Regions from separate parts of the Mus musculus genome. Here all the other regions are linked to region 2. A link is a loop called in an ENCODE intact Hi-C map of the cell type or tissue named here. Cell type or tissue: left cerebral cortex. All regions are shown on one strand. Region 1 overlaps Mllt10 (myeloid/lymphoid or mixed-lineage leukemia; translocated to, 10). Region 2 holds the start of Mir7655 (microRNA 7655). Region 3 has its middle 170 kb from the start of Mir6419.

The links. Hi-C counts contacts between places; a loop is a spot of excess contacts. Peaks named below come from ENCODE experiments on the same cell type or tissue, not always from the same donor. Only the 100,000 strongest peaks of a DNase experiment are listed, where the experiment ranks them.
Region 1: it touches region 2 in a loop (2.8-fold over the local background); 6 of 42 quality-filtered maps call a loop at or near these places.
Region 3: a loop joins it to region 2, with 2.9 times the contacts of the local background. A loop is called at or near these places in 2 of 42 quality-filtered maps.

Annotation. Positions count from the first base shown.
Region 1 is chr2:18,202,087-18,210,086 of GRCm38, reverse strand. It overlaps Mllt10 (myeloid/lymphoid or mixed-lineage leukemia; translocated to, 10), which reads right to left. Exons shown (of 23, transcript NM_001252560.1): 17 at 6,332-6,486; 18 at 3,898-4,086; 19 at 3,448-3,536; 20 at 2,943-3,307; 21 at 2,208-2,304; 22 at 1,140-1,337. It also overlaps a transcript of Dnajc1 not described here. Among named protein-coding and RNA genes, the nearest start is that of Gm39761, 9.5 kb to the right of the region's middle. In left cerebral cortex, CTCF peaks have their summits at 3,209, 4,763 (motif pointing right) and 6,975 (motif pointing left); DNase peaks (open chromatin) are centred at 1,331, 1,922, 3,096, 4,771 and 1 more place; H3K27ac peaks cover 3,555 bases.
Region 2 is chr2:18,052,535-18,060,534 of GRCm38, reverse strand. Mir7655 (microRNA 7655) reads right to left here and starts at 2,689; the gene lies at 2,632-2,689. It also overlaps a transcript of Mllt10 not described here. In left cerebral cortex, CTCF peaks have their summits at 3,303 and 3,502; DNase peaks (open chromatin) are centred at 3,560, 3,919, 4,783, 6,165 and 1 more place; H3K4me3 peaks cover 2,829 bases; H3K27ac peaks cover 3,200 bases.
Region 3 is chr2:17,726,987-17,734,986 of GRCm38, reverse strand. It overlaps a transcript of Nebl not described here. Among named protein-coding and RNA genes, the nearest start is that of Mir6419, 170 kb to the right of the region's middle. In left cerebral cortex, CTCF peaks have their summits at 3,242 (motif pointing right) and 4,510; DNase peaks (open chromatin) are centred at 3,882, 4,136, 4,501, 4,951 and 1 more place; H3K4me3 peaks cover 2,434 bases; H3K27ac peaks cover 2,070 bases.

The sequences.
Region 1 (8,000 bases), 150 kb before region 2:
GGCATATATATATATCTGTCCACAAACTCATGACCCTCCAGCTTTAGCCACCGAGCAGCTGAGCTTATGTGCTGTTGCCCCCCCCCCCCCAAGAAGCTGGTTACTCTCATTCTTTATTGTGGATCTTCCACTAAAAATTAATCTATTTTTAATGTGGAAAATATCCATGAGCAGAAAGCACAATAAAGTGTGTCAAATGTCTATATAAGCATAGACTCCTTCGTAGGGAAAGCGGGCAAGATGCACGGTAACAGCTCCCACACTTAGGAAGCAGGCACACAGGAGAGGACAAACAGAAAGCACTCGGCAGTTAGCCCACATTCGGAACCAGTGTTCATTACTAAATGAAAACTAATGTTTCTGAAGGTTAAAACGAGAGAAAAATCTCAAAGCAATGAATATGGTAATACCAGTACTCAGATTTGCAGGCGTCCCTCTGGCCCTTGGATTCTTTCCCCTCCTGGCACCAGGTCTCCTTGTCTGCACTGCAGGACTTCCTAAAACAGGAGCCCCTGTGCAGGTTGCTCACGTGTTGACCTTTGCCCCTCAAGGATGAGATACTATGACTTACAAATTATAAGGTCAAAAAATTTAAATTTTACATTTTATTAAAATTGTGACTGTAATTAAGTTTTGGGAACATTTCTATTGTGTGTATGTGTGCAGGTGCCTACAGAAAAACAAAGTGAGCCGGGCATCCTGGAGCTGGAGTGACAGGTGCTGAGAGCAGCGGGGCTTTGGATGCTGTTGGTGTGGACATCTCTGCAGCACAGCAACTGATTTTCTCAAGGAATCTGGAATAATGTTAGGAATTCTGCCCTAATTTTGTGTATTTTACCATATCAAAAATGTGACTCCATTTTAAAAGCAGAAAAAAAAAAACCAATCTGTTTGAATGGGCTAATTTCATATATCTTGCTAACATTTTAGAAAATGCTGTATTACAAACGGCCTTATAACCTTATATGATATACTTAAGAGAGGCGTAAATTAAGTTAGCTTAGACACTCAGTTTGCAATATCCAGCTGCTAAAACAACTGGCCCTAAGAAGAAAAGGTCGGGGGAATAACATGGAAAAAGACAAGACCATCCAACTTGGCTCACCCTGCTTCCAAGATGCAGCACAAAACATACTTACTGTGACCTTCTGGCTCGTGCTGTCCCCGTGGATGGTGAGGAAGGGGTTGGTGGTAGCTGTGTGGAGTGGAGGCGCCTGAGCACCTGCAAGGAGATTGTTGATGGGGATCTGCGTGGGTCCCGGGAGCTGCAGCTGCTGGAGCTCAGGCGGGTGGTGCTGCTGCTGCATCAGCTGGTATAGGAAGGCCTGATGCTGTTCCTTCAGAAAAAGTGGGATGAAAGATGAGCTTCAGCCAGAGTCAGCAAAGCCTGCCTTCTCCATCTCTCTCCTACAGTGTTATTTAAAGCACAGTCACTGCTAAGAGAACAAGAGCTGAGTGTGGTGGCACAGGCCTTGAATCCCAGCATTTGATTGACTGGCAAGCAGATGCAGATCGATCTCTCTCTCTCTCTCTCTCTCTCTCTCTCTCTCTCTCTCTCTCTCTCTCAACAGTTTGGTCTCCATAGTGTCATGCTAGCCAAGACTATGGTGAAGTCTGTTTAAAAACAAACAGGATAAAGACCAGCATCCAGGAAAGCAACTGCATAGGTAGTAACCCAGCACCACTTGGGAATTGACCATTTTTAATTGATTTGGTTGATTTTTGTTTTTCAGGACAGGGTTTCTCTGTGTAGCCTTGGCTGTCCTGGAATTCAAAGATCCATCTGCCTTCTGCAACCAAAGTGCTGGGATGAAAGGTGTGTGCTGCTGCTGTCATCCAGCTGAGTTGCCCATTTTTAAAACACAGTAGAGGCAAATACAGAAGTGTCTTCAAATGAGGCTGTCCGTGAAGAACACACAACAGAAACAGCAGCAGTTGGATGCTGTGCTGCTTGGCTTTGTTAACACACAAGCAGGTTATCTGAAGAGGGACCCTCAATTGAGAAAATACTTCAATCAGATTGGCCTATACGCACTGTCTTGACTAATGAATGATGCAGGAGAATCTAGGCCATTGTAGACAGCACATGGTTCCGAGATGGCTAAGAAACAGCAACTTCTAAGACCCACATTCACAAAGGAGGAGCCCGGGATAGCCACAACACCAGACACTGACAAAAGTAAAACCTTGTCAAACAAAGGACTTACGGGTGTGAGCTGCTGGGAGTTTAACAGCTGCTGGAACTGCTGCTGCTGGATAAACATCTGTCTCTGCTGGTCCGACAGCAGCCCTAGTCCCGAGGCACTGAAAAACCATCACAGCCTTACTTTCTACTGTAACCTCCTCAGGGGGATGTCAAAGGCAGCTTCTTCATTGGGGTGTTAACAAATTCATTTGAACTACAGGGCTTCATTATGTACAAATTATTCTTTCTCCTTATATACGTAAACTCGACCATCAAGTAACAGAAACTTAGTCAGGAATTTAGTTTAAAAAGATACAAACGTATGTGTTTGTAATAACAGTATTCATCTGTTCCTTACTGCATCAAAATCTCTGATAGAGAAATATCAAAATTGTGCTGTTCAAATGTGAGGAGCCAGTATCATGTGACCGCCACAAAAATGCCTTTTCAAAATTTAGTATACATGTATGTAATAAGGAAAAGTAACATTTTAAGTTTGATATCCCAGATCAGGACCGACATTTTCAACAAAATATATTTAATATGATACTGAAATCTATTTTTAATTGAATTACATCAATTTAAAAAACAAGCAATCCATGAGTAGCTAGCACTTAATTTTTTTAGAGAACATCTACAAAATACATTAAAAAATCCTAACCCAAAACAAAGACAACACTAATAACATGTTGCATGAAGAAAACCAAATAATAATAACAACGGCAACCACAACAACGTACTGAAGCAAGCCTCTTACCTGTTGGTCAGTGCGGCGGCCGGCATTGGATGCGCTGCATTAGGTGGTACACTGGTGTGGGTGAGAGGGGCAGGGTTCTGGGAGATTGTGACTGGAGTCTGAATCACACCATTTAAAGCTCCCACAATGCCGTTAATTGCCAGTTGGTTACCTGGCAGAGCTCCAATTATTCCACCCACTGCGGACACAGCTGGGATGGTGGATGTGACGGTCTGCATCCCACTAGCTAGTGCCCCCACTGTCACGCCATTCACCTGCTGAACCCCACTGACTCCAGAGCTCTGCTGAGCAGGACTCTGGCCAGCAGGAGGGGGAGTAGAAAGAGCAGAAGAACTGCTGGTGCTTTGTCCACTGGAGGTCAAGTCCTAGTGTAATAAGAATGAAACTGAAGTTGCAAAGAGCACAGCAAGACTGTTTAGCATTATTTTAAATCATTCAATGTAAGGTGCAATGTTTGCAAGTAAAACACACAAATGAACATTTAACCACTCTCAAAAAAGTTTACCTGATTTAATACAGGAAGAGAATTGTCAGGTAAAAAGCTGTTTCCTATATGTGGGCTCTTACTGCTGTTCAGGGAATCAGGAGGAGGAGCTAGAAACAGGGGAAGAGAACAAACACAGGCCCTATTAATTATAGTATGTGTATTAAAGGCTAATTAAAAGTAGATGCTGAAGCCCACAATCCTGTTATCCCTAACACTTATTTAACTGGGGGGTGGGGGAAGAGGGAGAAGGTGTCTTTGTGTTGAATGTTGTAGCTTTATTTCAAAAATGAAATCTTACATTTAAATAAATTTTACCACTAAACTATCCTCTGAAGTGAAAACAAATTCAAGGGAATTACTAGGGCTGTCTGTCTCTGTCCCTCACAACTAACTTACCATCTTCATCATGTAACTGGTAACCATTAGAGTCCATCCCACTTCCCTTAGAAACAGTGCTGTGGTACTCACCAGTCTGTGCTGTGTATGTGTGCATCTGATGGGACGGACTGGGGTTTGTCGTTATGGCTGGGAAAGGCACTGAAAGCTGTGCATTCAACAACTGAAGACGTTCTTTCTTGGCAGTCAAATTTTTGATCTGTTCTTCTAATCTTCGATTTTCAACTTGAAGTTGATGTAATGACTTTAACATTCCTAGAACTGGAAAATATTTCTGTGACTTTTTTTTTTTAAAGCAAAGACATCTCCATTCCCATGACTATTTTATGGTCATAGCATCAATTGCCTCAGACTTAACTATGTAGGAATTTTGTAGGCTAATACTAACATGACTAGGGTTTATTCCTAGATCTGAATGTTGATACAAGCATCATGTTAAGGAACACTATATCCAGCTGTACCACATGGAAGCTTTGATCCGAGCAAGTGCTCGCCAGTGCACGTATGTGGGGGTGTGTGTGTGTGTCAAACAATAACCTACCTCAGTCATGTTCAAGTAGTTTCTATCCTCAAAGAAAAATGATGGCATTTTATTTTCCTCAAAATAAAACTTAGTTAAAATTTCAAAGTACTTGTCATGATTTTATATAAGAAAAAATAATGACAAAACTAAAAGTTACAATAGGAAAATTAACACCAATATGTTTTACCTCCAATAAGGACACGTTTTCTTAGTTACTGTTTAAATATGCAGGAGCTGGGAGATGCTGTCTATGGAAAAGCAAGCATGCATTTGGCATGCACAAGGGCCTGGGCAGACTCTTCAGGACCCAAAACAGCAGCAGCAGCCACCGCCGCAGCCACAGCCACAGCCACCATTACCACCAAGCCTGCTGCCACACAACTGGCAGAAAGCTGTTCAGCCTGTCTCTTCCAAGGCTCCCCAGCAGGGAGCGCTGTATCTGCACCCCTGCTATTTCTTGCTTGAGGAAGAGAGGCCTCCTCATCTGTTAACAAGCTTATGGCCCTGCCTGATCACCTAAGATACTGTGTTAATTCTTCCAAGGCTTGGACTTTCAACTGCCAATCAAGAACATTGCTGTTAGGCCATGGTGATGGACATTTGAAAAATTCCAGGTATTAAAAAGATGTATTTGCTTAACATGATCTCAGGGCCGTCCAAAGACCCTCTAGCATTACCAGACTTAAATTTTATCCCCCTTATGGTGCCCAGATGAGACAATAAGACAGCTAGCCTGTCCTCTACCTATCCTGTTTAAAAGGTTATGCTCACATCCATTTCCTCACATTTCAACAGTTTTCAGTAGGGGCACTGTCCATAAAACATTAATTCAAGGCACTTCACTCACTAGTAATTTTTTTTAAGTCTAGTTTTTAAAATAAAATAAAAATAAAGCACTGAAAGTTACAAACCAAAATGATAAACCCACCTACTCTTCCCCCTCAGCTGCTCCAACTGTGTTTTTGTTTTTGCTTTCCACATCCCGCACCATTGGTATTAATACTAAATATGTACATACAAGATATAACGTATAACTTCATAAGTATGATTAACATTCTGATTAAATATAAAATTTACTAATTACTATTCCTTTTGCAAGAACAGGGTCTAAATAAGTAGCCCTGGCTCTTCTGGGATTCTCTATGTAGACCAGGCTGGCCTCAAACTCACAAAGATCAGCCTGCCTCTGCCTCCCAAGTGCTGGGATTAAAGATGTGTGCCACCTGCTTCTACCTGTTAAGTGGCAGAATTAGAAACAGGTATCACTTGTCTGCCTAATTACTATTCCTTCAAATTCTAAAATCTGAAACCTAACTATAGCTGTCTAGATACATTTAAAAAAAAAAGAGGAGGAGGAAGAAGAAGGAAAAGAAGATGATGATGATGATCTCTGGGTACAGGAATCTTTGTTTAAATCCTGAGCTGAGAGGAGAGACTGTATGTTCTCACAAGGTGTCAAGAGCAAAGTCTAGTAGGACAGAGGGACAGCAGCAGCTGTTTATTTCAACCAGTGACAGATAACACAAAGCACAGAAGGCAAGCTTTTTCAATTTTCATGTCATTTATCTTCAACCCTAGGAAAAAGGGACAGCCTTTCTATCAAGTTCACAAGACACTAAAGAACTTAAACAAAAACTTGCCGGAGATATTCTTAAAGATGAATAAAGACTAATTTGGAGTTAAAAATATAAAGTTAGCTCTGACAAACCATGTGACATACCTTCTCAAATTACATATAGTGCCTGACATAATGTCATTATTTGGGTAAACAGTTTTTCTGTATTTATGTATTTGTTTGTATTTTGGGGGGCCCAGTTTCTCTGTGCAGAACCAGCTGTCCTGGAACTTGATTTGTAGATCAGTCTGATCTTGAACTCAGAGATCCACCGGCCTCTGCCTCCTGAGTGCTGGGACTAAAGGCGTGCGCCACCACTGCCCACTTCCAAGTATCCATATTTTAGACACAAGAAAATGAATACTTACTGTCACCAGGAGTCCCCTGCTCTAGTAAAAACTGCTGTCCTTCACTCCACTGCCTCTCCAAGAGCTGTTCAATACTTGCTGCTACTGGAGGCACAGTTTCCAAACTGCTATTGCTCGGTTGATCATAGCGAAGCTGTAAGTTGCTCACAGGGGATCTGTCAAAAACATTTAATCTCAAATTAAAAGGAAAGGAATGTGTCTAAGAACCTGCACAACAATCTCCTACGCTGTGCTGAGAGACCATTCTGCAGTATACATTTTCTAGCACCAAATGGCCTATGGCAGAGGTCTCAATAAGATCATAATTGAGTCATTGTCATTCTTCCTCATTAAATTATAAAGTAAAATAGTTGAACATAGTAAATAATTAAAAAACACTAGAAAATAAATGACCAGTGTTCTTTGAAGTAGGCTGTGAACAAACAGAATGGCTTTCTTTATAAGACATAGAGAAACCAGACATTAGAAGAGCTATAAAATAGACAGAGCCTGGAAAGGAGAGAGGGGCTGAAAAGCTGACCCAGGGGTTGAGAGTACTCGCTGCTCTTGCACAAGGCCCAGGTCTAGTGCCCAAAACCCACATGACAGCTCACAACTCTGTCTGTAGCGCTAATTCCTGGGGATGTAATGCCCTCTTCTGGCTTCCTCAGGCACTACGTCTTCAGATGATGCACATACATGATGTACATGCAGGGAAAGTACATATACACATTAAAATAAAATTCTCTAACTGTCTTAATGTACATGTTATCAGACTAACACTACAAATGTAACACTGTGGAGGACATTTGAATCTTAAAGTCCAATAAAAAGAAAAATTAGGCTGGGCGTGGTGGCGCATGCCTTTAATCCCAGCACTCGGAAGGCAGAGGCAGGCGGATTGATGAGTTCGAGGCCAGCCTGGTCTACAAAGTGAGTTCCAGGACAGGCAAGGATACACAGAGAAACCCTGTCTCGAAAAACAAAAACATTAATGATTTTTAACGAAAAATGAAAATACATTTTACTTCTATCATTTCAATGTGATTTATCTGTATAGAATGTAGGTGATACAAGCATGTTTAAATGTCATAGATTAGTTCTTCAAACAAATCTTAACCCTTCTAAAACAGATGAAAATGAACGTGTTCTATTCTTATGTTCAGTTTTACTTTTCCAATGTCTCTGGTCTCTGGTCTCCTTTCTCCCTCAATGCAACAGTGAAATGCATTAGTACCCTAACTATTTTATACAATGACCTCCACTTACAAATGAGGAGGAGGAGGAGGAGGAGGAGGAGGTGCCACACAAGGACCAGGAAATTCTCAAAGTTTGCTTAGTCAATTAAGAAAGACCAAGTCTTGTACATAGAGCTCAAGTTGGAAAACAACAGTCTTCTAGCAATGAACTAGAGGTCTGGTCCTGGCAAAAAGCTTGTTATGTATCCATTTCTTAAAGACTTCAAGCAGTAAGGCATTCTACATGCAAGCATCGTAAGCTAGCCACCACATTCCAAATACATGATGTCAGGGTTAGTTGGGCCATTCCACTTTGGGCTGATTTTTAAAGAGTAATGTAATGCTTCAATGCACACTAAAAATAATTTAGTAGCATTGTATTATGGTCTGCTTAAAATAAAAAGTTTTACTAAGCAAAATTGCACCAAGGGCTTCTGAATCCATTTTGGATA
Region 2 (8,000 bases):
TTCAGAATATGAAGGAAAAGATGCACTTTTTCTCTTTCTTAGCCTGTTAGAGTCTGTTTTTACCAAATGACTTAGAACTATGTACATTTGAATATCCACCTTTTCATGTAAAAGTCTACAACTGTATTTGCAAAAGCCTCTTAGAATCAATTATAATTAATATTATTTTTAGATGCATGTAACTTTTGGAAAGAGAGATGATTCTCAAATTTAAATCTAGTTATCTAAATCTAAAATATTTTCAAAGACCAAAACCAAAGCTTCTTCTCTAAGAGTTTGCATTACTTAACTTTGAGTTTGGCTTCAGAGCTGTTTCTTTTACTATAAAATAAATATTAACAAAAAATGTAATACCCTTACATTTTTACATTTTGGGAGATAAAGCGCCAAATAATTTCCAATAGGGAGAATTTCTGTCTAGGATGCCTTTAGAGCTTGTGGATGTTACATAACCCTTAGACATGCAGAGCTGTGTTTTTTCCTGTGATGCAACAACACTTAAAACTGGCTTTAAAGGGAGTCATCAATATAATGTAGAGTCCATTTTCCATTTTTTACTGACATTGAACATTTGCATCTCTGTTATAATTAAAGTGATTAAAGTGACATTCTGCTGTCAGTTTTTAGGACACAATAAGATTATGTAAGTGACGATTTTCAACATGATAAGAGGAAAATCAGTTTTGGAAATGGAAGAGTCCTTAAAGAAATGAGACATATCTGCAACTGAAAAAAAAGAGAAAAGAAAAGAAAGAGAAGAAAAGAACAAATTAAGCTTAATTGCTAAATAGTATTTGGACCAAAGAAGGTCACTTTTTAAGATTTAAATGTTTTCCTCTATGAAAGGGGCCACTCCTTCCCAAATCCAGAAACAAGCCCAAGAATATAATTAAGTGCATTGTGTCCCAGAAAGAATGAGTTTGACAAATTCATTTTTATTCCTTCAATTAATAAACTGTTTGTCTAGCCACCTAAGATTTTTAAAATCAATAATGTGTATATTTGGCATTGTACAGTAGTAGTGCCAAGGACCAACATGACCCCATAGTGGACTCTTAGGAAGCCTAACATTCCTGGTGAATTAAACCCACAAGCCTCAGATCTTTTTGTCAGTCTTACTTTACTGTGCAATTGAGAGCCAGAATGTAGGGAATTTTTATGTGGTGGCACTTTAGCACAATTAAAAAAGCAGTCATCTTTGGCCTAAGCAGAGAAGGGAAATATGACATAATATTAAAGAAAGGTTTTACAAAGACTGGCCAGGAATGCTGCTTGTCCCTCTCTGTCCCCACCCCACTCTTCTTTCCTGACCATTTGCTGGTTTTCTCACACGTATATTCTGAGTTAATTTTTTCCCTTTAAAGGAGACAAAAACACCTAAGCGTGTAAAAGACAGACATAAAGAAGATTCATCTTCTGCTATCAACTCCCAAACAGATAAACCTGCAAAGCTATTCTAAATAGTCAAAGGCTTATCAATAAAAAATGTAAACTGAAGAGGGGTGAAGTGTGAAACACTCAACAGACTGAAACTACTTCATCTTCTACCTCAATCTTCTCCTCTTCCATAGTTATACTTTAAATAGTTATACTTCTCATAATTATACTTTAAATGACTTCTCTGACATAAAATTTCTCCCCGAGCCTTAAAATGAGTGTTTTCCATGAGGAACTGCAGCTTTAGAGAGAAGACCTGTAAAATCAAAGTGTTCAGACGCAAACTACTTTTCAAAAGCAAAATCACACCGTCCACTACCCTTAACTGACTCTTACGGGGTCTTTTCAACATGCTGTTTACCCATCAGCTGTTAACTTCTTTTTCTAATTCAAAACTCTTGCCAAATGATGTCTTCATGATGACGTGTAAATATAATATTCCATCAGAGATCAATTCTAATTGTTTTTTTAAAATCCACCTTGGGAAACAGTGCTGCATAATACACAGATTCATAATTAGTGTTTTAGAGGAATTTCCCGCAAAGTCTATTATAAATCCTAAATCCAAATTACTTTTTCCTAGTGTGCTTTGGGCCACAGGCTGGAATTATTGCTTCACGAGCCTCATGCACGATGTCTTTGGTCTTGTCTACATGACCAGAATCACTTGTTGGAAATCTTTATTTTTAAAAAACTGACGTTTGCCAAAAATACTTTTCTCACATGCTTCACAAAGAAAAACAGTTTCTTAGGATGGGTTGCAAATTTATTTTACTTCCAAACCGTGGTTTACAGTAATAATGGATGTTTTTCCCTTTTGAAATTCCCTGTTATTCTGGAAATGCGTGTCACCTTACCAGGCCCCTTTTTGTTAGGACCCTTCCTTTTAAAATCAGACTTCTTGTACACAACAAAGAGCTGAGTAGTAACAAATACGGACAGAAAAACGTGATTTTCCGAACTCCTTCGAACCCTAACATTCATTTGCGAATCTATACATTATAGATGTTTTAAATATATAATCTGCTCTAATTCCGGTACGGAGCGGGGGAGGAACATTTGTCGTTTATCTAGTGGTGATTTTTAAAACGTATCAATGTGGCTTTCCCTTCTAACGTGAGCAGCAGGCTCCATTCAGCAGTACGTTGTGAAGACGCCTTTCTACGAGGTCAGCGGCAGGGAACCCCCTCCTTGCAGGCCCACGGAGCGTCATAAACCCGGCAGGGCGAGTCTTTAGGAGCTCCGTGGGCCGCAGGCGGAAGTGGAGGAGTCGCAGATCCACACACACACACACCTCCCCAGGCAAAAACACGCCACACGCTTCGGCTACGGCGCGGAACAATGGGAGCACCCAGGAGCCTCGGCCCCAGGGATTTCTCGCTTGCCGCCCAGCTCCGGCCTCCCGACCGCCGCCACCTCCTTGGCCCGGCCCTTTCCCGCCTGCTACATGTGGCGCTTCATTTGGTGATCCCAGCTTTAACAGTTGCCTCCCTCCTATGTTATAAACGTATTTTTTCCTATCTCTCCCTTGGTCTCCAGAAGTGGTCTTCACGTCTCTTTGCCAGCGTTAGGCTGAGTTGCTGTCTCCTTCCGGGGGGAAAAAAAGACTTCCCCCAGAAATCCAAATCTAGAAGGAAATACAGCACCACCTTTGTTTAACTATAACTACACTGTGCCGTGTTAGAAATAAAATCCGAAGCGCGTCGCTCGTCCTAACCAGCGAACAACCAACTCCTATTTCCTCCTCTCAATTCAGTTGTTTTAAACTCTCCAACGAATGCCTTCGGTGGAGAAGATGTGCCCAGGCCGACGCAGAAAGCAGGGTTTTTATCTTAAGCCTCCTGGGGCTGGGGAGAAAGTAGCAGGACGGGGAGCTTCCAGGGCACAAAGCAGCCCGACTGGAAGGGGAGGCGAGCGGGCGGCCGGGCGGCGGCGCAGGCCCTCGGGCCGGCGGCCGCGAGTCGGGCCGCCAGAGGCGAAGGACTTAAATAGCGAGGGCTGAAGGGGGCGGCGGGCCCGCGCGTGACGATACTTTCCGAGGAAGGCTGGGGCTGCCGAGGAGTTTGCAGGTCGGCCTCACCCTCGTCCCCCCACCCCCAGAGGGAAAAAAAAGTTGAAGGGAGGCGGGGAGAGGAGCCACCCCGTTTCCTCCCCCGGATTCTGCGGAAGGGTTGGGGCGGCGCGGCCAAGGAGAGGGCGCGGGACGAGCGGGCCAATGGCAGTCAACAGGTCCAGGCCTAGGCTGGGCCGCGGGCCCGGCCTCCCGCCGCCCCGGGCCCTCCCCGCCCCCGCGGCCCCGCAGCGCCCAGCACCCCGCCCGGCCGGCCTGGCCGGCCGCAGTCTCCGCAGCCCGGGCCCGCGTGGGGGCGGGGCGGGGCGGGGCGGGGCGGGGGTTCCCCGGCGGAGAATCCTCCCGCGGGGCTCGGCGCAGGGGGAGGGGCTGGCGGCGCAGGGGGAGGGGCCGCGAGCCGGGCTTGGAGGAGCAGGAAGGGCTCCGGCTCCACAAGAGCGCGGCCCGCGCGGGGCATCCTGGGTAAAAAGTGGCCGCGCCGCACCGGGAGAGCCGAGAGGAGCCGAGGTCAGAGGTCAGGGCCCTGGAGTCCGGCGCGCAGGCCCCCCACCACCACCACCACCACGGGAACGCAGCGAGCGGGAGGAACCTTTTTGTTTTCCACCGCGCCAGCGTGCTCCCCTATTGACTGGGCTGCTGGAGACGAGCTGAGTTGCGACTCTGCTCAGCCTACCCCACCCCCTCCGCCGCCAACAGGCAGCCCAACTCTCCCCTTCCCCTCAACTCATCCCAGCCCCCCGCATGGGGCTGGCAAGAACGCAGTAAATTTGCTTTAACAACAAGTGGGGGTGGTTGCATTTACTCCTCCCTCTCGTCCCCCTCCCCCTCGCCGCGGCTCTTGACACTACTACAAACCAGGACTATAAACATAAACATGTGTCACTGTAACAGGGCAGGTAATATACGCATTTCGAGGTGGGGTGGGGGGCTTGGTCGCCTCTTGGGGGATGGTTAAAAAAAAGTTTCACGTGCTCGACGTCTTTGCTGCCCCCCCCCCCAACGCGGATCCATTTATATAGAATGAAGAGAGCGCTCAGTCACTTAGTCACACAAATCCACAAAAGCAGACTTGCCAATAAACAGAGTACCCCCAAAGCAAATATATTTAAATACCATCCCTCTCCTTCCTCGGCCACCGCTGCCATTTCTTCTATTAGCAAGCAGTAGCATAATAATCAAATCCTCTTTTAAAATACTCATTTTAGGATAGCGATAGAGATCAACTTTAGACCTAAATCGAACACCACTCTCTTCCCATGGAACAGTACCTACTACACGGTCTGTGCGCAGAGACTTCTTTAAACAACAAGAAAGGTTGGTTTAAAAATGAGTTCGAGACCTTGTATGCAAAGGTTATTTCCTGGGCTGGGTCTTCATGCTTTTTCCAACTTCTGCAAGTTGCCGAGCCAGGCGCACTGCAGATTCGTCACCACAGCCTTTATTATTTAGCCTATTTACATTGCATCTCAACTTTGCTCTCATTCTTAGTTCAACAACCCCAGCAATCTACCAGTTAAGAAACAGTAAAGTGAATCCCATTGCAAGCTTTTCCCTTGAAATCCAGAGAGAAACAAAATGTTCAGATGGGGGAAGTGGTTCCCTTTGTTCTTTCATTGTTTCTCTAGGAACTGGTGGATACAAGGACAAACACTTACCTTCTCTTCTTTTTCCTCCAAAAACCAGACGCTCCCATCAGCCTTAAAATACACAATCCACCTTGAAAGTAACTAGGAACGTCGGGAGAGCTTATATTCCATTCTTTTTTCGCTCTCTGCCCTCTTTTAGCGTAGGATTAGGTTGCGGAGCACGTTGCTGCATGCTGTAGCCCCCGCCTTAGTGAATCGGTCACGTTTAGGACCTTCTAAGTCCACCTAATTCTGCCAGTAGAATTGAGGGTATTGGATCTCTAAACTTTCAAAAGGGAAGGGGCCTGCAACTCTCCAGAAAACTTAGAAATACCCTGAAGGGGGTTTTTTTGGTTTTTTTTTTTTTTGTTGTTGTTGTTGTTGTTTTAACATTTGATTTTTGTACCACCTCACCAAATAGTTTGCTTTGAAATAAAAACAAAATCTTTCTTCAAGGAAAGTATATTATATTGTTGTTCGGCTTCTGCTCAGCAAATCATTACTTAGTCCAAGTAAAGGGCAGATTTGTATAGGCATTTGACGGAATGAGTGCATTTTCCATAATATGTCCTTTGCCACGTGTTTTTAAAAACAAACAAAACACAACCACAGAGAAAAGGAGACAGAAGTTTGAATCGAAATGTTGTAGAACAACTTTAGCCAAAGCATTTATGTGGAAATTACTAGTATGGAATTGTTGTCTGGATTTGAAAACTAAGGTTTCCTAAGTTAGCAGACTTTATTTTTACTCTATAATCACAAAATTAAAAGCCAAATTTTCTTACTGGTGTTTCGTGATCATGCTGATGGGGATGAGCGTTCCTGACCACGTTTAAATCTGATCATGATGTGATTTGCTGATGTCATGAATATGAAATGATACACATCCATAAAAATCAAACTTGTGATTTTTTTTTTTTTTTAGTCTCCCTCTTTTTTTGGGTGTTCCCAGTAGCTGAAAGTGGAAGACAGTGATTGGCTCCAGGGTTCCAAGGAGGAGGATTTGGGCTGAAGCCAAGGGAACGGAACCAGAGGAGTCCCTTTCCAGGGACCATCCCACTGCTTCTGTGTCATCTCCCTCTTACTCTGGGTGCTCAGGATTTTACTGTATCTTCAGCAGACCCTAGCTAGGCCTCAACACTCAGTATAATCACTTGTTTCTCCAAATTTGGCCTCCGTGTAAAATAAACAAAAAACTTGGGTAATCCCACTAAATGTTGGTTCCTGTGATCTGTGTATTATTTGATAGGAGAAGATGAACTCTGCATTCTGTGAGTTTGTCCCCTGTGTTCAGGATCACTTGTGAAAGGTCCATGTGTCTCATAGGAAAATATTGCAACAAAATAAGATAATTGGGGGGAAAGGCAGTTGCAGTAGGAAAAGTGGCTTTTCTCTGATAGCATTTAATTGGAATTAAAAGATTCTTAAGCTGAAGCATTCTTTATTTATTCAGCACACATAAGCAGGCATTGTTTTATCACTACCATAATTATGGTGTCCTTTAAACTGGCTGATAGCAGGAAAGATAAGGGAATGTGGCTGCAGATTCAAATCAAGTCTTACTCCTCCCCCACCTTTCTTCCCTCCTCTTGTGTACCCCCCCCATTCTTTCCTTGGTCACTAGGGTCCCCACAGCCCTTGAGATGAGAAAAGCAGGAAGACTGTGGCCTGGCCATTTCTTACATCATGGAAGTGATTTGTACCACACTCCAATTTAATGCAATCTGTAACCTTCTCTCCTGTGCTTACAAATGTTTAGCTTGCAATATTCAGTATTCATATCTGAAGAGTTGCCTAGTGCTCACCTGCATAAAATCTCATCCACTAAGGTCCCCAGCTTTACCTTTGTCTCATTTAGAAAGCACACTCTTAGGGCTTCTTCAGAACAAAGCCTCACAAAACCCCTTTACCTCCAAGGATTTGCAAATTTATAAAGGCTGCATTGAATTCTAGATGGGTCAGGGGGCAAAAAAAGGGTAGAAGGTCACTGCATTCTGATTATGGGTCAATAGACAACATGGCATATACTCTGTGTCCCAAAGTTCTGTTAAAGACAGGATTTTTTTTAAACGTCTAAGAACAGAAGGATGGACCTATTGGAAGACTTGCCCTGATATATTTGAATGAGATTTTTTAAAAAAGAAGAAAAAGGAGTTTAAAGAAAATATGCTAAGTTATAGTTTATTCCTCATTTTAGCTAATTATTCTTCTCCTCTTACCATTTTCACCTCCAAAAAAGGAGAGAAGACAGTATGTCAGAAAAGTTTAGCTAAAGAGCTGTTTAGTCTGTTTTGTCCTAACTCTTCAACCTATTCAGCCATATGAGACTATTATTTTAAACTTATATTATTATTATCATTATTATTAGACTTTAGTTAACAGTTTAAGAGATGTCTCTTATTCTTCTAACCACTGTGCCTACATTGTTGGGCCCTTTGTGATATTCCTCCCTCTTTTCTGTCTGAATTCACTTTGAACAAAATGTACCCAGCAATCACTAAAACAAATGTATATGGTGAAGAGTTAGCCGGTGGTGGTCGTGGTGTGTGTGATCCTCATTTAAATTATGTATGTATGGGGGAGAGCCTGGATGAAAAAGGATTATTTTAATGCCCTTCAATACTTTAATTATATAACAGTTGTAGTGTAGAAATGCAAAAGTACTCTTAGGTTTTCCTTTAGATTTTCAAAAGAACTTTCCCCATTAGTAAACTTGCTGTTGCATTTCCCAGCTAACCCTTTAAAAGACTGTGAATGCCTTGTGCATTACTTCGCTCCAGAGGAAAGAGGTCAGACTGAATTGCTATGGTATTTAAACATAAAATACAGTGAAAATAAATCAAAATAGAGCATCGGAAGGTGGATTT
Region 3 (8,000 bases), 330 kb after region 2:
GCCAAAAGGAAGGTCAAAGTTCACACAGTTAGATGTTTTAGTTTTCTGTTATTGCTGTTATAACACAATTAATCAAAACATCCTGCTATAGTTCAGAGGTAAGGTGTTTGTCTCACATGCACAAAGCCATAGGTTCAATTCCAGCTCCACTTAAACCAAACCAAACCAAACTGAACCAAACCAAACCAAAACCAACCAAACAAAACCTAATGATGAAAAATAACACAGACATGTCATCCCACAGTTCTGAATACCAGAAAATCTGAAATCAAGATGGCGGCAGGGTTGTATTCCTTTGGAAGGCTCTAGGAGAAAATGTGTTTCCTTGACTTTTCCAGTGTCTCCTAGAGGATGTCTCCATTCCTCAGTTCCCTCTAGTCTCCATGGTTTTCAAGGCAAGCATCGGAGCATCTTCAAATCTCCTTAGTCTTCAGCTTCTATTGTCATGTCTTCTCTGATTGTGAGATTCCTGTCTTCCTTTTTTGAGGAATGACACCGAGTCTACCTGGATATTCTAGTTGGTCCTTCCGGTCCTTCCATGTTACCATCCTTCATTACGTCAGTATATTCTTTTTCATTCTCTGTGTTATTCATCTTTCTGGTTACAAAATACTTGAGATACTCATTTTAAAAACAGGACAGTTCTATTTTGGCTTATTGATTTTCAAATTTCAGTCCATAGGTGCATGGGTTAATTACTTTGGAATAATGTGTATGAGCAGCACACCCCAGTGGGAAGAAATGCAGATCATCTACCCAAAGGACCCACTTCTCATTAGACTCTACCTCTTCCAGGTTCTACTTCTCAATAGTGACATAGGCTGGGGACAAAGCTTTTAGGATACAGGGCCTTGGTGGTGGTGGATTCTATGTGAAAAGTATAATTGTATCATGTAAAGTGATGTATTCATGGGAGGAGGTTTCAGAAGGGAACCTTCAGTTTTGTGAGGAGATATTATTTTGCCTGACTCAAATGGCCTTGTCTTGTTCTTTATTTTTAGGGTCTCTAACCCAGAAGGGCAGGAACAAGAGGTTGACATTCATCCTAACTTTCTGTCTTCTCCTTCCAAAGGGGCAAAGGTTTCCGGGGGGACTCACTTCACCACTGAGGCACAGTATTCATAGATGCCTTGGGGTGTAGGAACTTGGGACTTATTTTGGTGAGTCTTGTCATTCAGCAAGAGATTTTTTTTTTTCATTAGCTGAAGTTTGCTGCTATGTCATGGCATGTTGGTGCAGGACACTGACATGCCAGTAAAAAGAGAATAATATATAAAACAGGAATTAGGGTTATCGTTTTTGGGCTCCTCACATTAGGTGTTCTGTTCTTGGGAGTAGGACAATCCACCACAGTTATGTCTAAGCCACTGCTTGTCAAAGCTTTGGTAATATTAATTACTTTTTAAATTTTTTGAATTTTATGTTCAATTTATATAGTTTAAATAATCATTTTCTATAACACATTTTCTATAAATAGACTCTAAGGGAAAAATGAGCAGATCTGAGAATTTTATCTAAAGAAATAATCTGACTTCTAAGTACAGAACCTTTTTTTAAATATAAAGATGACTAATAATGGTACATTATTATTGCTATTATTACTACTGTATTATTATTATTATTATTATTATTATTATTATTTTACCTCTGTGGCCATGCCAGCTGAAAGAACTAAATGTGTTTGTACTGGGATATAGTCCCACAAGGCAGAATTTCTTGACTGGTCAAGTAAAAAAGACATGAGGACAGAGGTCTTTTTGGTGGAATAATTAAATCATTTTATCTGCTTGAAGGAACAAGGCTGGGCCAGAGGACAGGTTCCAGCCAAAGCACCAAGACCTTGATTTTGGAAATAAATATGTCCTTTTAGAGACAGATGGTATTAGAGTTCTCTTAATATGGTATCAAGAAACTTAGAAACTGGCTTGATACAGAAAACAAAGAATCGGAGGAACAGAATTGGCCAGGAAACAGTGCCAGGAGTCATTGTTTCCCCTTCGAAGAGTAACACTCCACAGTTAATTTCAGTTTTAAGGTGTGCGCTTGTTTCATGCATGCGTTCAGTCAACAGTTAATTACTACTTGCTGTGTGTCAATCACTGTGATGGGTGGCTGATTTGTAAGAAAATATACAATTTATAGGGAAACCAACTATCACTTTACACATGAATTCTGTGCTTAGCAGTTAAGTAAGAGTAAAGTATTTAGACTACATTTTATGACTACACTTCCAAAAATTGTAAATGATTAAAAGGAAGTGGTAAAGATTGCCTCCCTCAGGAGATTTCACACATACCGCTTTTTGCCAATAGTCACCTTTGATGTGATTTTAAGGATTCATGCTTCTCTCAGATAGCAAATTATCCTTTTATTTGCTTTGAAGGTGGAGTTGTGGACATAGAGGTGAGTGGTTCAGAGCCACTGGATTTGGTGACTATGTTTGAAGAAGTTACCTCTTTGAAAAGCCAAACAGCCCAGCATTATTCTGTGCCTTCATGGCACAGCCTGCCTGAGAGGCCTGGCAACGAACAGTTGTCTCCGGAAGAACTGCAGCTATGGTTTTTCTTGAACTGACAGAAATGTTTGTCACAGAAGTTGCTAAGTGGCATGACTTAATCCTCTTGCTAGAAAAGGAATGTGTTTGTTACAACCAATTTATGATAATCCTAGCCGATTTGATTAGCTTACAGAGAGGCCAGGGAGGTTGAAGCGCTTACTTACCGCAGACTCACTTAACCCTCCCTCCAGAAGGGTCAGAGCTGTTTCGTAACTCCGTTGTCAGCCCCATTCTGAAGATGAAAAGATTGAGTAAAAGAGAGGCTAAGCATTGGCAGAAGGTCACAAAACCAGTAAGTGGCAGGGTGGCAGGGTCAGGCACAAAATACAGTTAACATGGTTCCATTTGTTTGCCTTTCATAAACGAAACCAATAACCCCGATGTTATTATTAAAACGGAGAACCTTGCTGGTTTGTCCCAGTCCATCCTACCCTTTGCTTGATTTTCTGGCTCTTCTGGTTTGGATGATGGGTTTGTAATTGCTTCTCCTGGTGCAAGAGAACTTTTCGCAGATCTTTGTGGTACTTAATTGCAAAAGAATATTCTGAATACACCCACTTAAAGCGAACACCGACTGTATTAACCAAGAGAGATTTGATTCTGGCCTGCAATGACCAGTAGCTCTCCAGCGATGGGTATAAAAAGTGCGGCGACTAGGGGGCACCAAGAAAGCTTCCTTATCCAGGAATTCAGGCAGGCACGCTACTCATTTTCTCTGCCGGGTAGTGGTGGAAGCTAGGTGGCCCAAAGGGGTGTATGGGGGACTTGAGTCTATCGGTTTCTGTGAACCTCCCAGTTCCAGGTCAAGCGTCTTTTGTTCAAGGCACAGAAAGGCTCTTCGCAATCTTGACCAGTGTGCTGTGCGCTACCATGCAGAGCTGGACCCTTGAGACGTAGGAGGAGCTTAGGCACATCCTTGGCCGACCTCTGGGTGTCAGGGACATCACCCTGGAGTGAGAGGAGGGGAGAGAGGAAGGGGCCTGGAAGTGTGCGGGTTTGAGCTTTTCCCGAGCTCCCGTCACCCCAGTTCTGACCTCCTCCGCCTGGCTCCCTTTGTCGCTGACGCCCACCTGGGAGCCCCGGACTGCTGTGGCCGTGGGTGTCGGCTCCCCAGGCCTCATGGGTGGCTGCGTGTGGAGTTCTCCGGGTCCCTAGTCTTCCCTCCCCCCCGCGCCGTCCTCTGTCCCTTGGTGCCAGACAGGCTGGTTTTCTGCCCTTTGGGTAGGCGCGCGCTGGTGGGTTTGGCCTGCGCGGCGACGGCGGCGGCGGCGGCGGCGGCGGGGGAGCGAGTGAGCGAGCGCAAGGGGCGGGCGCGAGTGCTTGTGAGTCACCGGTACCTGGAGCGCTAGCGACGCAGAGCCAGCGGCGCACAGCCCAAGCCGGAGCCTAGTGCCAGCGTCGCCGAGCGCGGCCTGCCCCCTTGCACCTCTCCAGGCCAGTTTGACAGCGCCTGAAGCCCTTCTCCCTGCCCCGAGGTGGCGCGGGGCTCTTCGGGGGATGTCACAGCGGCTCCTCGGAGCCCCTAGTTCCCGCTGCAGCAACAGCCACCGCCCGCGGGAACCGCGACAATGAATCCCCAGTGCGCCCGCTGCGGAAAAGTGGTGTATCCCACAGAGAAAGTCAACTGTCTAGATAAGGTGAGCAAGGGGGCGCCTGGCCAGCCCGGACCTGTCGGGCTCCCGCTGCACCTGTTCCAAGAAGTTTTGGCACCTGGGTTGGAAAGATGAGTGGGTTGGTATGTTTCGTGGGTCTTGTCACAGGGAGAGGATGCTCGAAGGAAGATCCCAGCCGTTGTGTCTGAGATCTCCACGATTAGATGATAAGGGTTTTGGAACTGGGAAATGTTTTTTTCCTGGGTGTAGGGTGCGCGACATCCACACAGCTTCCTTGAAGGACGCATGGCAGCCCAGGCACCGAGGAGCCAGGATGGGAACCTAATAGCTAGGCTGAGCCACCCAGGGACCAGGCTGAGAACACAGGAGCTAGGCTGAGCACCCAGCAGCAGCCGGCTGAGTCACCCAGAAGCCAGGCTGGGAACGGGGTGTGTGTGTGTGTGTGTGTGGGGTGCAGTTTGACAAGCCGCGCCCCCTCCCCCGTCCAGTCTGTCCCTCCCTCCCCACTGCACGGACCTTGCTTGACACCTTCACCCAGTCCCCAGAAGTTCTGGAAACAGAGGCTTCAGGAAAAGGAGCATAGCAATTAATATGTTGAAGGGTGGCCGCTGCCGCAGTGCTAAGAATAAAACCTCTAGGAGAGACCCAGTCCGGTGTAGCTAGCTGACCCACCGGCGGGCTCAGGGTACCCTGTTCCACCAGGGTAAATTCCAGAGGAAGTGGCTTTAGCTGGGTCGCTGCATCTTTGCCCTTCCTGGGTGTGGATAGAGTTGAACAGCCTGGGAGACAGAGCCACAGTGATCCCGGGTGACTGACAATTGAAACCAGCCGTAGGCGGTCTCAGTGAAATTTGCGTTTGGTTTTACAAATGCCACTGTAGAGTAAGCCTTCATCCCAGACAGGGACGACATTCAGCAATTTAGAGGAAGCTGTGGGGATGAGGACTAGGGTACTTAAATAGTTCACCCCTGCTACTGGAGTTGTCTGACTTCCGGTGGACACACGTGTGTGTAAATCCTACAAACAACATTTGGAAAGAGAACTCTTTATTTAAAGCCACACCACCAGCTCCATTTTTCCATTAACTGAGCTCAAGGTTCCTTTTTGGCTGTGATATTCATAGATCCTTGACATTTCTTCCATTGTGAGTCTATAGTGGCGGGATTAATTTAAAACTCAACTTTAATAGCCATCTGATTTCTTTACTGAATCAAAAATAGATAAACTAGTGCTACTACCTACAGTCATTCCTGGTAGTATTATCAAATGGACTGTCTTCTCTGCCCGGTCTGTCCAGAACTGGTATTGCAATGAAATATTAAGTATTTGTTTTTGTTTTTCTTTCCTTCTCAGTATTGGCATAAAGGATGTTTCCACTGCGAGGTCTGCAAGATGGCTCTCAACATGAACAACTACAAAGGCTATGAAAAGAAGCCCTATTGCAATGCGTAAGTCCTGCCAGTATGGTACCAGGCGTGGCCCAGCATGAGTGCTTAAGTTCATAGACATGCCTCTTCTAAAGAACTGACTCACTGTGCCACCCAGGCATGCAGGTGGCCAATTACCTGTTTATGCCACAGACTCCATGGTCATTTACTACGTTGAAGATCACTGTATTTCTGTCTTGCCAATGTGTAGGGTAATTCGTGTGACTTCTCCACCAGGTTAGCTTTTGAGGCTCACAGCATTGCAGACTTAGGGACAATTATTAGAAGCTGCAGAATTTACCCACTGAAAATGTGTGGGCTCTGACATGCATGTCAGATAGATTTCCATTTTAATCACATGCCAATTTCCGCTGAAATCATAGGATGTTGCTATCTTGCAATTTTATATCTGAACCTTGTTGCTAGGAGCCTCATTTGCTTGGTCTTCACCGAGACCATCATCCCGGGCATCCTGGGGTTTATACAGGGTGTGATAAGAATCATGATTCTACCCGGTTAGTATTGGATCTGTAGTCACAGGTCTTCTGTAGTAGACAGCGTACTTCCAGGGAAATGAAGCACCCGTGCCTCTTTGATGGGCTTCCTGGAGGGCACGTTCTAGGCAATAATAGCTAGCTTTGACAAATAGCATTTACCATGAGTCAGGTCATGTTAAGAGTACTTTATGTATGTGGAATTACTTAATCTTTACCAATTCCTGCAAATAATGAGGGTCAGTTTTATTACCCCCTACCATAACAGATGTGAAACCAAAGCTTGGGGGAGCTAAGCTTCAGGGTAGGACTTAGATCACTTCCAGAGGCTGTGAGTGGCTCCACACTGGGCTGAACTTTCAAGGCCTCTGTTATTACCTTGGGGTCTGTGTTTCTTCATTCCCCTGAGCGTTCCTTGGGTCACACAATGGTCATTTAGTCCTGATTGTTGATCTTTCTCTTCCCAGTTCCCCTGTGGTCATGACCAGGCCTAGAGGTGACCCAGAGACCTCTAGACAGACACTAACCTTTTAGCTGGCATATTGGGCCAGCTTCCTCCTCCCCAGCATGTCAGAAGCAGCTGCACAGGCCTCTGGGAGACTGAGGGCCTGTCTGTGTTCATCCTGTACAGAGAGTATATCATAGTCAGCAGGTGCTTGATAGACAATGTGCTCAGACCTCTGGTGCAGAACTTTAAAAATATCTGGGGGCTGGGAAGGTGGCTTGGTGGAAAAGAGCGCTTGTGTCATAAGCATCAGTGCCTGTAACCTCAGCATTGTGGGGAGTAGAGACTGGGGGACCAATGGAACATGCTGGCCATTAACCTAGGCAGGTTCCATGAGAGACTGTGTGTCAAGGGAAGAAGATGGGGACTGAAAAGTAGTACCTCCTCTAGTCTCTTTGTGCATGCTCATAAGTTTCTCTCAGATTCCTGCAGCTACACACATACAGCATGGTAGAGAATTACAGCTTTTTTTTCTCTTGAGTTTCTTTTGGGTCTAGTCTAGTGTTCCCAGGTATACAGCAGCTTTCCTGGAACTTAGAATTCTGAGGACTGAAGAGAATTCAGGGTTTCTGTGGATAACTATAGCACACAGATATTCCTCAAATCTGTTCTCAACGTTCCCAGACCATATATACCTTAATTAAAAAAAAAAAAAACAAAGCAAAAATGAGACTTTCTTTGGTCTTCTGCTTCCTTAAAAAGGATAAACAATTGGTTCTAGATCAAAGGCAGGTGCAGCAAGAAGAGAAGGGACTGACAACTCATAAACAAGATAATTATTCTTTAGGTAAAGGAAAGTAGCTTGTGGTCTAACGGCCCCAGCTTTATGGGCCATTCAGTATCAGGAAGGATCCTGAACAGCTCTGGCACCTGGAGCTTCACTCAGTGCATAACAAGGTCTTCTGGGTTCCCCAGATGGCCTTAGAGGGAAAGCAAAAGAGGAAAAAAGGAGGAGAGAAAACTACAATTGCAACAGAGATGGAGATATTGAATGAGAAAGGAAGGAAAAGAAAAGGAAAAAGAAAAAAGAAGAAAGGAAAGTGGGAGTTAGGTGGTTTACGTGGTGTGTGACTTGTCCACAGTTTTGAGGACCTGAGTTCTCTCCCCAGAAACTATGGGGGAAGAAAGGCATGGTGGTCTGCCCTTGTAATTTTAGCACGGGGGAAGAGGAGTCATGTGGGTCCCAGGGCTAGCTGGCTCGCTTGTTTAGCGTACTTGATGAACTCCAGGCTAATAAGAGGACCCCCCCCCCCCCAAACAAACCACATAGACAACTGTTGAGGAATGATACCTGTGGTTGGCCTCTGGCCTTCACATGCGTGCTCACGTACCCACACGCACATGAACACACACATGAACACACACATGAACACACACACATGAACACACACACACACACACACA